2 separate regions of the Homo sapiens genome follow, and region 2 is linked to region 1. The links are chromatin loops, found by intact Hi-C in ENCODE. Cell type or tissue: adrenal gland. All regions are shown on one strand.

Region 1 (8,000 bases):
GGCTGCAGATCTGAGGCCCTGTCCTTTTGGATGAAGGCTGAGGATCCCAGGCCCTGTCTTTTGGATGAAGGCTGAGGATCGAGGCCCCATCCTTTTGGATGAAGGCTGCAGATCCCAGGCTCTGTCTTTTGGATGAAGGCTGTGGATCTGAGCCCTGTCCTTTTGGATGAAGGCTGAGGATCGAGGTCCCATCCTTTTGGATGAAGGCTGCGGATCCCAGGCCCTGTCTTTTGGATGAAGGCTGTGGATCCCAGGCCCTGTCTTTTGGATGAAGGCTGTGGATCGAGGCCCCGTCCTTTTGGATGAAGGCTGAGGATCAAGGCCTCATCCTTTTGGATGAAGGCTGCAGATCTGAGGCCCTGTCCTTTTGGATGAAGGCTGAGGATCAAGGCCCCATCCATTTGGATGAAGGCTGCAGATCTGAGCCCTGTCCTTTTGGATGAAGGCTGTGGATCCCAGGCCTTGTCTTTTGGATGAAGGCTGTGGATCTGAGGCCTGTCCCAGCCACTTCATCTTCCACCCTCATGTTCCTGGCGGGGCAGGCTCCTTCGGCTGGCAGAGCCCTGGAACAAGCCTGTGCTCTGTTCAGAGTCAAGCTCCAGAAATAGCAGAGATGGGGTCACTTGGAGGTGCTGCAGGGAGGAAGTGGAGCTACATAGGCCTGTGGGTGAGGAAGAACTTTTCCCAGACACTCCCGACTTCTCAAACAAAGTGTTTGTTTCCAGCCTGAAAAGGGGAAGGAAGAAATAATAATGACCTTCAACCCCAGAACAAGAAAGTCCTCGGGAGATCATCTCCCCAGTTCCTCCGCCTCCGGGCAGGACCGAGGCCTGTTGATTCATTCTTGTTTTCAATAAGGATTATTGATTCATTATTTATGTTAAGTTTCTGCTGTGTGCCACACATTGGGTAAACCAAGAAGCTATATTCTTCTGCTTTTTCCAGTTGACCAGAGAGAGATTTTAGCTCCCCTCTATCCCCAGCTGTCACTGCCAGACACGCTCTTAGGTTTCAGGGGCCTAGGCTCCTTCCCAGGGCCTAGTCTCACAACTTCTCAGGTAGTAAAGGCCACGTTCCTGTTGCCCGTCCTGCTTGGCTTCCTGTCTCTCTTATCTCCTACTTAACTCATGCTGCGAGTGCATGTGTGTGAGAGAGGAAGAATAAGCCATGAGAACGAGAGACGGCTGGCTGACTGTACGGGGTCTCAAATAAGCCTAGAGACGGGACAGCCACCTCCACTCCCAGACTGATCCCCCAAAACTGTGGCTGTGAGGCTCCTCCCCTATTCCACTGCCACCCTTCCCCTCCCTCCCTCTTTCCTCTGTGCTATTAGATTCTTCCAACACCTGGTCCCTGTCTCCTGCCCACAGCATCCAGCAGATTCAGTGCTGTTTGGACAAGATGAACTTCATCTACAAACAGTTCAAGAAGTCTAGGATGAGGCCAGGTGAGCCCGGGGAGGGCAGATGCCCCTTCTCTCTCCTCTGTCTCCCTTCTTTCGCCTTTCTTCCTTTTCACTGGTGCTACCAGTGGCCACTAACCTCCAGCTAAGTGGCCGCTAACCTCCAGCTGGTGGTTCTTGGAGGCCCACTAAGCGGATGGTTCTGTGCAGCTGCTCTAGGGGCAAGGCCCCTGTCTGCAAGCTGCCTGCAGGCCAGTGGGGGACATGAAACCTTTACATGCCTGCCTGTTGCCACATGAGAGACTTGGATCACATGGTTGGGGGATCCAGTGGGCCGGGACCTGGGTGCTGTAGGAGAGGTGGTCCTGGAAAGAGATCTCGCACCTTGGCAGGGCACTTTAAAGTATAGAATGTCACTATCCGTTGTGTCCTTGGGACACTGAGACAGTCAGGTTTTCCAGAAAAGGGGGGGTCAGGAGAAGTCCCATTTTGAGTCACTGGGTCAGGCATTTTGGCTGCTTGATCCATTAATCCTCACAAGGATGCTGTGGCAGGGGCAGCCCATTTACAGGCTCGGGGGTGGGAAGCTGCTTGTCCAAAGTGACTGCCATTGTGGGGTAGTGCAAGGGTGGGACCCAGGGAGGGCTGGTGAGGGGGTTGGAGGGAGCCTGCGGAGGCTCCAGTTGACTCCTCAGGTTGGGGAACTAACACACCAGGAACCAAACCTCCCCCTCCTCTCCCAGGCCCCAAGCATTTCCTAATCTGTAGGCTGAAGGTCTTGGGCTTTATTGCCAAATTCTCTTCTCTCCTTGGGATTATCTAAAAACCACTGTCCAATAGAAATATAATGCCAGACACGTATGTAATTCTAAGTCTTCTAGTAGCCAATTTTTAAAAAGTAGAAAGAAACAAGTGAAATTAATTTTAATGTGTTATTCAACCCAATATATCCAGTGTCATTTTAGCGTGTAATCAATATAAACAAAATCACTAAGGAAATACCTTATATTCTTTTTGTGTTATCTTCAAAATCCCACGTGTATATATACACATAAATATATAACTTATTTCCTTAGCAATTCTGTTTATATTGATTACATGCTAATATATATATTTGAGACAGGGCCTTTGTCACCCAGGCAGGAGTACAATGGCATGATCACTGCTCACTGTCGCCTCAACCTCCTGGGCTCAAGCCATCCTCCCATCTCAGGCTCCTGACTAGCTGGGACTACAGGATGCTTTCCCATCACTTCATTGTTTTATATTTCACATATATATATATAATTCATATATATATTATTCACATATATATATTATTCATATATATATTATTCACATATATATAACATTTATAACACATCTCTATTGGGAAACTAAATTTTATATATGTGTGTATATGTGTGTGTGTGTGTGTGTGTGTGTATATATATATATATATATATATATATATATACACACACACACATACATGGAGCTGTGTGCAGTGGCTCATGTCTGTAATCTCAGCACTTTGGAAAACTGAAGCGGGAGGATCACTTGGGCCCAGGAGTTCAAGACCAGCCTGGGCAACATAGCAAGACCCCGTCTCTACAAAAAATAAACAAAACTAGCTGGACGTGGGCATGCGCCTGTAGTCCTAACTACTTGGGAGGCTGAGGTGGGAGGATCACCTGAGCCTGGGAGCTGGGAGTTCGAGACTGCAGTGAGCTAAGATCACACCACTGCAGCACTCCAGCCAGGGCAAGAGCGAGACCCTGTCTCAAACAACAACAATAACAAAACCTCTAGGCATCATTACCCTCCCCATTTTATAGATGAGAAAACCAAGACACAGAAAGGTTAAGTAGCCCAAGTAATCTAGGTCCAGCTGCTTTTAACTATCCCATTTTACAGCCTCAAAGGAGTTTTACTTCTATTGGTCTTTAAGAGTCCTTTAATAAAATTAAAAATGAACCCCTAACTGTTAAAACCCAGCGTGTTGAAAGATACCATTTTTTAAAATGCCCGGTGGTCTTCAGGCTCTCTCGCATGAGCCTCACGGGACTCCCAAGTGGCACCTGTGATGGATAAGGAGACAGGCTCAGCGAAGTGAAATCACTCGCCTAGTGCCGCCTGCCAACAGGAGGAAGGGCTGAGGTTTGTCCCAGGTCTCTCGGACTGCACACATGCTCTTAGCTGGCCGAGTGCAGGGCCCAGGAGGGGGACTCTGCTATGAGAGGAGTGGGATGGGGAGGCCCTCGAAGTGAACCGCCATCATCATTTCATCTTGGGGCTGCCGCCACCCTGGAGGCCCATTCCTGCGAAGACCAGGAGGGGGCAGCATCTCCCTAGTGCATGAGCCTTAGGGCCCTTCAGGAGGCAGCCAAGGCCATGAAAGCTTCAGCCTTTCTGGCAAAAGTGGCTGGGCAGAGCGGGGAGGTAGAAGGTGGTGGCCTGATTTCTCCAGCTCGTTGCAGGTAGCGCCCATGAACATTCAGGGATGGGACCACCCAGCTGCAGGCATCAGTCACTCTGGGAGGGTGCTGGATAAGGGGCTATGGTTGACCGAGCCTCCTTCTAAGCCCACTTCATCCACCAACTCCCACCTGAAGCATCCCCCACGTCCCCACCCCGGCCCTGCACTGCAGGCTGCCTTCCCCTGGGGCCCTCACACAATTTCCCCATGGCTTCTTGAGGCCCTGGCTTTGTCCTAATCAGCTATTCCGGTGCTAGCTTCACTCCTCTGCCCCTCCTGCTCCGCTGGGCGGTGAGTTCCCGTGAAGCAGCACAGGCTGGGCCGTCTTCATCTTTTAACTGTCTCTCGACCTTTGCTGCACACTGTTTCGTTGACTGATTGAATAGGTGACATCTGTTCTGTCTGTTTCCTCCAGGGCTTGGCTACAACGAGGAGCAGATTCACAAGCTGGATAAGTGAGTGGCCTGTCCTCCGGCAGGTGGGTGGGCAGGAGGGTGGGTGTCCTCAGGGCAGAGCGATTCTCAACGCCAGAGGAGAGGCAGTGAAGGGCCCTGTCCCGGACTGCAGCTGAGCAGAGTTGGGGATAACAGGTTATCTGGGGCCAGGGGAGGGAGTATGCATAGCTTAGTTGGAGGGAGACTTCTCAGATGCAATCTTGAAGTAACTGGATTTACTTCTGGTATGGACAAGACTGTTTGCAGGCTTTTTTTTTCTCTAGTTGTCCTCACTGATGCACCACTTACCACTTCCTGCTTCTGCCCTCTGCCTGAACCTTCCCTGCCTCCCCCCGCTCCTCTGTCTCCCATGTTTCCCGGACACACTCACGTCCAGGAGGCCCTCCCTGATTTAATGGTTATCTGGGAACTCACTCCCCCAGTTCTACAAGCACCCCGACCCCTTTTTGTCTCACACACACACGCACTCACACACCTTCTTTCCACGGCTGCCTCACTTTCCCTTCCCTTTCCTGAGGACTAAGCTTGAGCACATGTGTGTTCCCTGAGGACCCCCTGTGTGTCTCCCACGTCTCCCTGTTGATGTGGGCTTTGCTGGCCACTGCAACCTTCACAATCCAAGTGTGTGACCGTCCTTCCTCCTTTCCCAGAGACATAGCCCTGCTGTGGACGCAGGGCTTGGGCACTTACGACAAGGTGGTGACGGAGACTGACGGAGACTGAGGGATGGTGGGCTTGTGCATAGTGGTTCTGGCAGCTCATCTGCACCTTGGTTCTCTGTCGTTCTAGGGTGAATTTCAGTCATTTAGCCAAAAGACTCCTGCAGGTGTTCCAGGAGGAGTGCGTGCAGAAGTATCAAGCGTCCTTAGTCACACACGGCAAGAGGATGAGGTAACAGCCCCTCCTGAGCTCCTGGAGCCCAGGGCCTGGCCTGGCCCTTCTAGGCTTCAGAGGACCCAGGGCTTTGTGGAGCCCTGAGGCAGAGGGAGGAGTGAGTGAAGGGGTGTGAGCAGAGGAGTGGTTTTCTGTCCCTGGGTGGACCAGGCAGTTGGCTGGGAGATTTCTGTAGCTCAGCTTATTTACTCCTACAACACCTGCCCTATACAGTAGATATCATCACCCTATTTCCTAGGTGAGGAAACTGAGGCTCTGAGAACAGGTCTCCTCTGCACATCACATGGCTAGTAAGTGGCAGACCCAAGACTCGTATGTGGCTCTGCCTGCCTCTACAATCTAGATTCTTCAGGGCTTTTGAGGGGTAAAATCAAATCAAATCTGGATTCTTTCTACCGTTCCACCTGGTTATATTGAGAAGTCTCCTTTAGGAGAACACTAGGTGCCCCTGGGATAAGGACAGTGGCAGTGGCCCTTAAGTAGAACCTTCTGTCACACTGTCCCCTTCAGGAGTTTTGGGTTCCGCCTTCTCAGATCAGGCCCACTCTCCATCCCCTGCCTGTGTGAACACTGGCCCCTCCTGAGAAGAGAGGACAATTTCCCACGTGCTACCACATTCTGAGGCCTGTAGGACCTCACCTTGTTATGGGGCTGAGACCTTGGCACTCACCCGTCCTCATATCAGAATACCAATGCCTGCTTCTTCTACTCCAACCCACCACACATTCTGGTGTAATTGCTCTGGAGCAGGGCTTGGATGTCAGTGTAGTACAGCTTCTCCAGGTGATTCTAATGTGTGGCGAGGGCTGACCTCCAACCCCTGATTTAACAGCTCTGGGCCTTGGGGAAAATGTTCCTGTTCCTTCACTCCACTTAGAGATAGAAGAGAATTCACACTGGAAATGAGAGCGTGGGCAGTTCCCCACACTGAGAGCCCTGGTGTGGGCTATCCTCTGCCTCTCTGCAGCCTGACTGGTGCCACGCTCACCATAGGTGGCATGCGTCACCCAGCCCCAGCCACATGCATGTTGTTGGTGCTCCACACTACGGCTCTGAAGGGGGCCTCCCAGCCTCAGCCAGCTGTGTGCTTCTGCATTATTGCAGTGGGGCGGGCAAGCGTGGAGGGCACAGCTGGCAGGGCAGAGGCAGCGAGGGAGGCAAATACCCGGGACCCACCTGTGTCCATGTGTGGATCCGATGGCAGCTAGGCGAGCCCTGGGGAATGGGCTGAGTCCTGCTCTAATTCTAAGTCTCTGTGTGTTCTCTTGAGGGTGGTGCACGAGACCAGGAACCACCTGCGCCTGGTTGGCTGTTCTGTGGCTGCCTGTAACACAGAAGCCCAGGGGGTCCAGGAGAGTCTCAGCAAGGTGGGCATGGCAGAAGGATTCTAGGTGCTCTGGGGATGCAGGCTGGGGCGCTTGTTACCCATGTCTTCCCCTCCTCCAGCACTCCCCCTACCCAGCCACACATAAGCTGGCTACTAATTGCTGACCAAAGTATGGCTTCCCTGCAGCTCCTGGAAGAGCTATCTCACCAGCTCCTTCAGGACCGAGCAAAGGGGGCTCAGGCCTCGCCGCCTCCCATAGCTCCTTACCCCAGCCCTACACGAAAGGACCTGCTTCTCCAGTAAGTGCTGGGGAGAAAGCGGTTGTGTATCTGTGTGGAAGGGGGTTGCAGGGAGCAGAGTATGCTGAGGTTAGAGCCTGAGGGGTTTGGCGTCATGCCAGGCCTAGGAGGCAAGATTAAAGAGACTAGCTGGGTGCGGTGGCTCACACCTGTAATCCCAGCACTTTGAGAGGCCAAGGTGAGCGGATCAACTTGAGGCCAGAAGTTGGAGACCAACCTGCCAAACATGGTGAAACCCCATCTCTGGTAAAAATACAAAATTTAGCCGGGTGTGGTGGCAGGCACCTGTAATCTCAGCTACTTGGGAGGCTGAGGCATAAGAATTGCTTGAATCCAGGAGGCAGAGGTTGCAGTGAGCCAAGATTATGCCACTGCACTCCAGCCTGGGCAAAGGAGCAAGACTCCGTCTCAAATAAGCAAACAAAAAAGAATAAAGAGGCTTCTTTGGTGGGGCTGCAGAGGAGGGTGGGCCTCCCAGGAAAAGGGTCTGGGCAGGGCAACTTCCAGCCTCAGCCGCCTCTCCTGCCTCTGCCTTGGGCAGCATGCAAGAGCTCTGCGAGGGGATGAAGCTGCTGGCATCTGACCTCCTGGACAACAACCGCATCATCGAACGGTAAGGAGCTTTCACCTTGTGTAGGTCAGGGCCGGGTCTTCAAGCTACCCTTGCCTGGGGGTGGTGAAGAGTCCCCAAGCCTGCCCATGCAGGTTTGATGACACGTGTCCATTTTCGAAGAAGCCCTGTTGAAGCTTAGGCATTTTCCACAAATGAGTTGACATCCTCAGGAGGTGTAGGGTTCACTTACAGCCTTTAAAATGTGAGCCTCCATGCTGTCAGGGAGATGGGGGCCTGGAGGCATGGGGTTTGTGCCTGTGTCCAGCTCTGCACTCCATATGTACTCTGTGCTCAAGCTGCCCCAGATGCCTCCTTGAATCACAGCCATCCTCAGGATAGGTGCTGTTTTCATCCCCATGTGCTACCCCAGGAAGCCACAGCGCAGACACCTTGGATACGATGCCCAAGGCCGGTGTTTCTCTGGCCTTGTGGGGCTCCCGTCCCTCCTGCCAATGCTCATGGGCCAGCCCGGGGCTGCAGGATCATCTCCTGATTTGACTCCCCTCCTTGGGGTGCTGAGGGGTCATGAGAGGTTGGTGTGGGAACGCAACA
Region 2 (8,000 bases), 170 kb after region 1:
GGCTGGAGTACAATGGTATGATCTTGGCTCACTGTGACCTCTGCCTCCCGGGTTCAAAGATTCTCCTGCCTCAGCCTCCCAAATAGCTGGGATTCAAGCATGCACCACCACGCCTGGCTTATTTTTTGTATTTTTAGTAGAGACGGGGTTTCACCATGTGGGCCAGGCTGGTCTCGAACTCCTGACCTCAAGTGATCTGCCTGCCTTTGCCTCCCAAAGTGCTGGGATTACAGGCATAAGCCACCATACCCGGCCAATAGAATTTTTTCAAGAGAGAAATTGTCCCTCCTCTGTAAAAAACCAACTACAAGTTTACATATCTAATTGGTCTAGAAAAACAGTGGACATATAGGGAGGGAAACCAGTATAATTTGTAATTTCAAGGACTATTCTGGAACTCCAGACTCCATGGAGATTAATCCTAACACTGGGGACAAATGCCCATTTTCTCTGGTTGGGAAATTTAAGAAATCAAGGTGGAACTGGGCTATATGCAGAAGCATCTGACTTCCTGGAATATAATCAACAAATGTGATTCTGAGCCAGGTTGGGATCAATGCACCAATGTCAAGCAGGCATCTGGGGAGCCCTGACAACATGGAGCTAGATGTGGGGGTCAGAGACATTCCTGAGGGTACTGTATCTAATCCCCCTCAAGGTAGGATAACTGGGTAGTCGAAAGAAGACACCATTTATAAAATGTGGGCAGGGTTTCGGGAAACTACTAAGGGACAGTGAAGTACACCCAGGATAGCCACATGGGGCAGAAGGAAGGGAGTGGTTGCTGGAATCTTAGCGAGCAATAGCGGTGGATGAGGTTGTAGGAGAGAGCTGCCTGCCTGACAGAAGCTGTGGCTTTTGGTAGAGGATGGCAGGCACTGCAACCTCTGGAGAGTGGGGAGAAATCACGGGAATAAATGTGCTGGCCTCATCCTAGTGCCAGCTTATCTTACTCCTGTGCCTCCCATTGGCCTAACTTAATCGGAAGCCACGTCTGGTTGGCATAGTCAAAAAATGCCATCCTTGGCCAGGTGCGGTGGCTCACACCTGCGGTCCCAGCACTTTGGGAGGCCAAGGTGGGAGGATCACTTGAGCCCATGAGTTCAAGACCAGCCTGGGCAACATAGTGAGATCCCCATCACTAAAAAAAAAAAAAAAAAAAAAAAAATGCCATCCTCGTGGCACACAGAGCACAGTGTAGAAGGGTGGAGAGTGGATCCAGAGGGGCGAAGAGTATATATAGCAAATCTCTATGCTCCTAAGCAGGCAATTTCATCAGCATCAAGAAACTTTAATTTTTTTTTTCTTTACGGCCAGGCGCAGTGGCTCATGCCTGTAATCCCAGCACTTTGGGAGGCTGAGGCGGGTGGATCACAAGGTCAAGAGATCGAGACCATCCTGGCCAACATGGTGAAACCCCGTCTCTACTAAAAATACAAAAATTAGCTGGGCATGGTGGTGTGCACCTGTAGTCCCAGCTACTTTAGACTACAGGCACGCACCACCATGCCCAGCTAATTTTTTTGTTTGTTTTGGTAGATATGGGGTCTTGCTATGTTGCTCATGCTGATTTTGAACTTCTAGCCTCAAGCAATCCTCCCAACTTGGCCTCCCAAAGTGCAGGGATTAGTGAGCCACTGCACCCACCCGGCAGTAAACATTTTTTTGAGCACAAACCATGCACAGCCATTTTGCCGTGTACCAAGGATAAAACGCAGAAATGGATTTTCAGCAACCTGGTAGTCCAGCTGGGAGACAGAAGCAGAAGTGTTCAGGGAAGGCTTCATGGAAGAAGTGGGAATGTGAGACGGGGTGGAGGAGGGGATTGGAGGACAGGTGAGCAGAGCGCTGGGAGTACTTTCCTTCACTGTAGCAGAATGTCATTCAGCAACATGATCCACCCCAAGGTCAAGTTTCAGATCTTCCATCCCTGAGATTTTACATAATAGGCATGGTTAAAGATCCCCATGTGACTGTAGCCATGTGACTCCACATATTATGTCCACCTCACCTGGGAAGGATCAGTTTACCTAAATGTCATTCCTGCTGGGTTCTCTGAATGACAGCTGTCTTCCAACTCCAAGAGTGATGTCCTAATTAATCAAGCAATCCATCAATAAAAATTCACCGGCCTCATAAGTAAAAGGCACTGGGAACTTGGGCTACACCTCTTCAGAGCACCTCTTCTTCTCAATGAACTCACATTCTAACAGAACAGAGATATGTAGAAATGATTAAAGTGTGTTTGGTAGGAGGTGTAATGGAGGTACGAGTAAAGTTCTGGGAAAATGCAGTGGAGAGAGTGACTCATTCCTAGAGGTGTTAAAAAAAGGCTTCAGAGAGGTAATATTTGCACTGCAACTCCATTAATGAGTAGGACTTGCTAGGCAGAGGAGGGAATTCCTGGCAGAGGACTTGAAATGTGTGGAAACAGCAAGAAGGTGAGAAAGGATGGTGAAAAATTAAGGGTGGCCAGAGCCTAGGATGGCAGTAATTGAGTCTAGTGGAAAAGCTGTGGGATGGTTTAAAGGGATATTATAGCTCCAGTTAAGGAGTTCACCAGTTAAGCAGACAAATAAGGAACCAAAGATGTTCTAATGCAAGGGAGGGACACAATGAGCTTCTTTTTGGAAAGGCAATTTTCTAGGAGGAGATGGCACTGTTCAAATGCAAGCAATAGGACCTGAGACAGGGATCTGTTCCTCTGCTCCTCTCGGGGCCCCACCCCACATCCCACCTCCTCACCTCCCCATCCCCATCTTTCTCCAGAGAACAGTTGTTATTTGAAATCTGTTACCATCCTGATTTTGCAACTAAAGAACGGGGCCAAATAAATGAGCTTATTTCCTCTTCTAGGACAATGTGGGTTGAACACCCAGGAGGACATTTCCCCTTCCTCCAGTTTTTACCCCATTCCCAAATTTGACGACCGAGAGAATGAGATGAAACCTTAAGTGGAACAGCCAGTCTGTGGGACTCAGGAACTGCCAATCCTAGAGGAACCAGCCAACCCCAGAGCTTGTCAGTTTCCCCAGGGCTCGTTCCACATTTTGTGACAATTCCCCCAGGTCTAAGCTGAAAAACACCAAAAAATAGGCCAGCTCTTTTCCATTTAATTAGCCATTCCTCCAAGGATGCCAGGTGGAATGAAGTACGAGCAGATGCATGGGGACAAGAGAAGGCGGGAGTAGATGCTAAATGGGGTTCTGTGAGCCCAGGCTCACCTCTACCAAGGCTGCTTCTTAGAATAAGGAGCTCAAGAGGCAGACGAAGGGGCTGCAGCCTTTGGGCTTGCAAGCCAAGGGTTTCAGGCACTGGGCACGGAGGGGAGCCGGCATGGCCAGTGAGGAGGCCAGAAGGGTGGGAGCAGGTGCCGTGGGAGCAGGTGCTGGGGCAGCTGTGCAGGGTCTCTAGGGCAGGAGGAACCGCTGCTTCCTCCGCAAGGGCGAATGCAGGGTCGCCTGGGGCTCACCCGCCCTAGTCCGGCTCCTGTTTCAGGGCTGTGGGCAGCCAACAGACCACACCGGCAGCCTTGTGATAGCAGCCAACTGAGGTGCTGGAGTCTATTTTTGGAGCTCTTAAGAGTAGGGGGAACTGCCAGCTGCCTGGGACCAGATGATCTCTGCAATGCCTTCCTTATCTAAAACAGGGTGACGCGTGCTAAGCAAATGCAGGCAGCACTCGGGCAAGGGAGAGAGAAAAAGACCCCTTAGAGCCCTGAGGGTCTCTCACCCTTAGCAAATACCTCCTTAGCGCCGCAGAAAGACCACCGATGTGGAGCAACTACCCCCCCTGGTGGTGAATATCGGGATAAGATTACACAGGGGCAGCTTACTTGGCCCTCACTTGGTCTTGCAATTTCTCCCCCAAGTCTCTGAAAGGTGACTGGGAGCCTGCGGTGTGAGTCCAGGGTGATTCCTTTTCTTTCTAGCTTCCTTCTTTTTCTCCTGTTTGCAGTTATGGTCCCTAGCCAGAGGCTTTCAACTTTATGGATCAACATGGCACAGTGGAGGAAGCATTGGCGCTGTGCCCTGAATCTGAGTTTGAATTTCTTTATTTAAGCCTAGCTGTTTCCATATCTGTAATTTGGAGATGATGCTAGAGGCACTGTCTGCCTCCCAAGGAGGCTGTGAGATCCAATGTGAACCACTAATCACAGACAAGGAAAGAGGGATGCTTCCTGGTCCCACGACCCAGTTAGTTCCATTGCTGGCTAGGGTGATCTTCCCTGTCAGAAGCCAGCATCACTGTCACCCATGCCTGGTCCTGAGATACCCCACAAGGCTCAGCTCCTCGTGGCTGCTAGGATTCTTTCATTCTGGTCAGGAAGTCACCTTTCCAGCTGCCTAGGCTGATGGCCAGAGGAGGACGGGATGACATGGTGATTACGGCACTCAGGCTGGAAAGACATAGGGAGGAGTCGTGAGCCTATTTGTTGTTGTTGCCACTTAACAGTCTTATTATTGACATTTATTTTTAGGTATCTTACCGGACATTTCTTTTATGCACTGTGACTCTTTGTCTATCAGATGCTGGATTTTGTTGGTGAGACACAAGACAGAGAACAAATTCTTGTTCTCCCTAAGGGAGATACTTCGCCCATGCTTGTGACTCTCTTTCCACAGGTCAGTTAGTGGAGCTTTTGCTATAGCTTCTTTTCTTTTCTTTTTGTACTGCTGGCTTAAAAACAAAAATGAGGTGAGTTGTCTGAATGGTCTGAAAGGTCAATTCTTTGGGAGCAATGTTGCACTGTGTGTTTAAAAGTTATTTTCAAGAGTTTTGCTAGGTGTACCTCAATTTTTTTATTGTGGCAAAATACAACACGAAAGTTACTATTTTAATGATTTTTACATGTACAATTCATTGGCATTAAGTACATTAACGATGTTGTGCAACTATCACCATCATCTGTCTCTAGAACTTTTTCATCATCTCCAACAGAAGCTGTACTGGGCTGCCACTATTAAAGAACCATAAAGAAACTATTAGCTTCTTTATGACTTAAGCCACTGCTAATTATCTTTTCAACTGCACGCATTCTCTCCTTCTGGTCTCCCTAGACTGGGCACAAGAGTAGTGGCTACTGTGTTCTGGCTCCTTCTCCAGGAGAATTAATCAGATAATACAGCAGAGAAGGGGGCTGGGGCTTCCTCGGTTTCCTATAGTTGCTGAATTCTTTGGCAAGAGGGGTGCCTCCAGGGGTCCTGAATGTCTCTCCCCAAATCAGAACCAGAGCCGACCCATAGCTTAGCTCTGGGCCTGACGTATAATGGGCACTTAATAAAGATTTGTTTGATAAATGAATCTGGACAGATAGATTTGCCATCCCTGGAAAAAGAAACTTTATGGCTGCTCATAGTCACAATGAATTGACAAGGACATGCACTTTGGGGTCAGAAAGATCTGGGTTCACATGCTGGCCCTATTCCTTACTAAGTAGGTGGCTCATTTGTTGTTGTTGAGCCACAAAATAGGAATAACAATTCTTACCTTATGGTGTGCAGTTTGAATGAGGCAATGTACATGAGGTACTTTACCTTAGAGTAGTAGAAGCTCCATGATGTTAGTTCTGTCTCCCTTCCATCTACTAGAAAATCTCACAGACGCATCTCCAGAAATGACTTTCTCTTCTAAATGCCAGTTCCTTTTCCTATTGCCTCACTTATTGTCAGTTCCTAAGAGTGAGAATCCTCCCTATTTTCTGAACTCTAACCTTAGCCCTTTCAAGTTAGGATTCTAATGCTGTTAAAATGTGAAAGGGAAATGATACTTTCTTTGTATTTTGAAATTGAGCCTCCTCAATTTCTGTTTTATTGGATGGATTTGTGTTTTCTTTTCTCTTTTCTCTCTCTCTCTCTTTTTTTTTTTTTTGACATGGAGTCTCACTCTGTCACCCAGGCTGGAGTACAGTGGTGCCATCTTGGCTCACTGCAACCTCCGCCTCCTGGGTTCAAGCGATTCTCTCACCTCAGCCTCCCAAGTAGCTGGGATTACAGGTGTGCGCCATTACACCCAGCTCATTTTTTTTTTTTTTTTTTTTTGGGACAAAGTCTCACTCTGTTGCCCAGGCTGGAGTGTAGTGGTGCAATCTCAGCTCACTGCAACCTCTGCCACAGGTTCAAGCAATTCTCTACCTCAGCCTCCCCAGTAGCTAGGACTACAGGTGTGTGCCACTACACCCAGCTAACTCTTGTATATTTAGTAGATACAGGGATTCACTATGTTGGCCAGGCTGGTCTCGAACTCCTGGCCTCAAGTGATCTGCCTGCCTCAGCCTCCCAAAGTGCTGGGATTACAGGTGTGAGCAACTGTGCCCGGCTATTTTTTTGTATTTTTTAGTAGAGATGGGGTTTCGCCATGTTGACCAGGCTGATCTTGAACTCCTGACCTCAGGTCATCCACCTCGGCCTCCCAAAGTGCTGTGATTACAGGTGTGAGCCACTGCGCCTGGCAGGATTTGTGTTTTCTTATGCACATTATATGTTCCCTTTCTCTCTTCCCGTGCCCTCACCCTCACCGCCCACCCCCGCCTCCAGTGCATAATCACTGGCACAAGCTGCTTCTCTCACCCACTAAACTGAAACTATCATGTCTTTTACTATTTCCAAATCCAAGAACTTGGCCACATTCCCCTGGGACAGAGTTCACAGTGCTTGTCATAGGCACTCAGGTTTTAATAATAGCCAGGATTATCAATCATTCACAATGCCTCTTTCATCCACCCCTTCCTTCCAATTACTTGGCACATTTGTTTTCACCTCCAAATTCTAAGATAAAGGCATGGAGTACATTATTTGTGGAAATTAAGTGAGCTGGCTAAGGTCTGTGCCCTGTTGGATATATGACTCTGTCTACCATGTGGAGTAGTTGGAAAAGTTAAAACCCAGAGGAAAGGAATGCACTTCAATTTCAAACCAGTAAATATTCATTGGGTGCTATGAATATTCAAGGCTTTGGGGCAATATGAGCTTATGAAATCTGCAAATCTGATGGCAGAGATTTTAAAATAGTATTTTAGAATAGTCTCTTAACTAATATCCCAGTCACCATTTGTCCCCTCCTCAATCTAATCTACACAACACTTACAGTTTATATAAATAGTGTTCATGACTTAGGGGTCAAGACTGTGAAGAGTCCCATGTACTCTAGGGAGTTCGGCCCATTTCTCTAGGCTCTGCAGAGCTATTCAAATATTTTTAAGCCCCCTGGAATCAAATGATCAGATCTGCATTTTAAAAAATTATTGGGGTGATATTGGGAGAAGGGATTGGAAAGGGGAAGACCAGAAGCAATCAGGGGGCTGGTGCCATAATCCAGATGGAAGCTGGTGATTGCCTGAAGCAGGGCAGTGGCATGAGAATGGAGAGAAGGGAACAGTGGGGAGGTGACATTAGCTGGAATTGTAATTGATTATTGGGGGTGAGAGACAGTGAGGAGTCAAGGTTGACTACCAGCATCAGCCTTTGGCAACCAGATGGAGAGTGGTACCTTCTCTGAGTGGCAGGATGAAGGAGGGTGTATGTGTGTGTGTACAGTGTAGATAGAGTCAGTTCTGTAGATATTGAACTTAAGCTGTCTGAAAATAGTAGTGAAAGTCCACTATGGGTATGAGTTTAAGAAAAGTATTTGGGTTGAATTTGTAAATTTGGGGGTCACGGGTGTAGATTAGCTGGTAGTTGAAGCCTGGGAAATTGTATAAAATGATTACTAAAGACAGTCAAGGGAGGAGCCCTGGAAAACCTCAACACTTTAGAGGGAGGTTGGGGAGAAGAGCAATTGAAGGAAACTGAGGAGAAGTGGGCAAGGATGGAGAAGTAGAATTCAGAGTGTGAGGTCCTGATAATCAAGGGATCCTGTGCTGCAAAGAGGCCCAGGACAGAGTTTTGAAGGAAGAAGGAAGGGTTGGGGCAAAGTGTGAAATTCAGCAGAGAGATCTAAACTGAGATGGTGAGCTAAGATAAGGAGATAGGAGGAGTGAGTGGCCGAGGCAAAAGCCGAAT

What was found. Peaks named below come from ENCODE experiments on the same cell type or tissue, not always from the same donor. Only the 100,000 strongest peaks of a DNase experiment are listed, where the experiment ranks them.
Region 2: a loop joins it to region 1, with 3 times the contacts of the local background. A loop is called at or near these places in 38 of 110 quality-filtered maps.

What each region holds. Positions count from the first base shown.
Region 1 is chr1:206,486,544-206,494,543 of GRCh38, forward strand. IKBKE (inhibitor of nuclear factor kappa B kinase subunit epsilon) reads left to right here. Exons shown (of 22, transcript NM_014002.4): 16 at 1,371-1,447; 17 at 4,276-4,315; 18 at 5,105-5,206; 19 at 6,480-6,576; 20 at 6,723-6,835; 21 at 7,377-7,448. IKBKE-AS1 (IKBKE antisense RNA 1) reads right to left here. Exons shown (of 2, transcript NR_172918.1): 2 at 4,573-6,533. Among named protein-coding and RNA genes, the nearest start is that of IKBKE-AS1, 7.2 kb to the right of the region's middle. In adrenal gland, a CTCF peak has its summit at 3,719 (motif pointing right); a DNase peak (open chromatin) is centred at 3,740; H3K27ac peaks cover 1,677 bases.
Region 2 is chr1:206,660,580-206,668,579 of GRCh38, forward strand. No RefSeq gene overlaps it. Among named protein-coding and RNA genes, the nearest start is that of MAPKAPK2, 20 kb to the right of the region's middle. In adrenal gland, a CTCF peak has its summit at 3,782 (motif pointing left); a DNase peak (open chromatin) is centred at 3,702.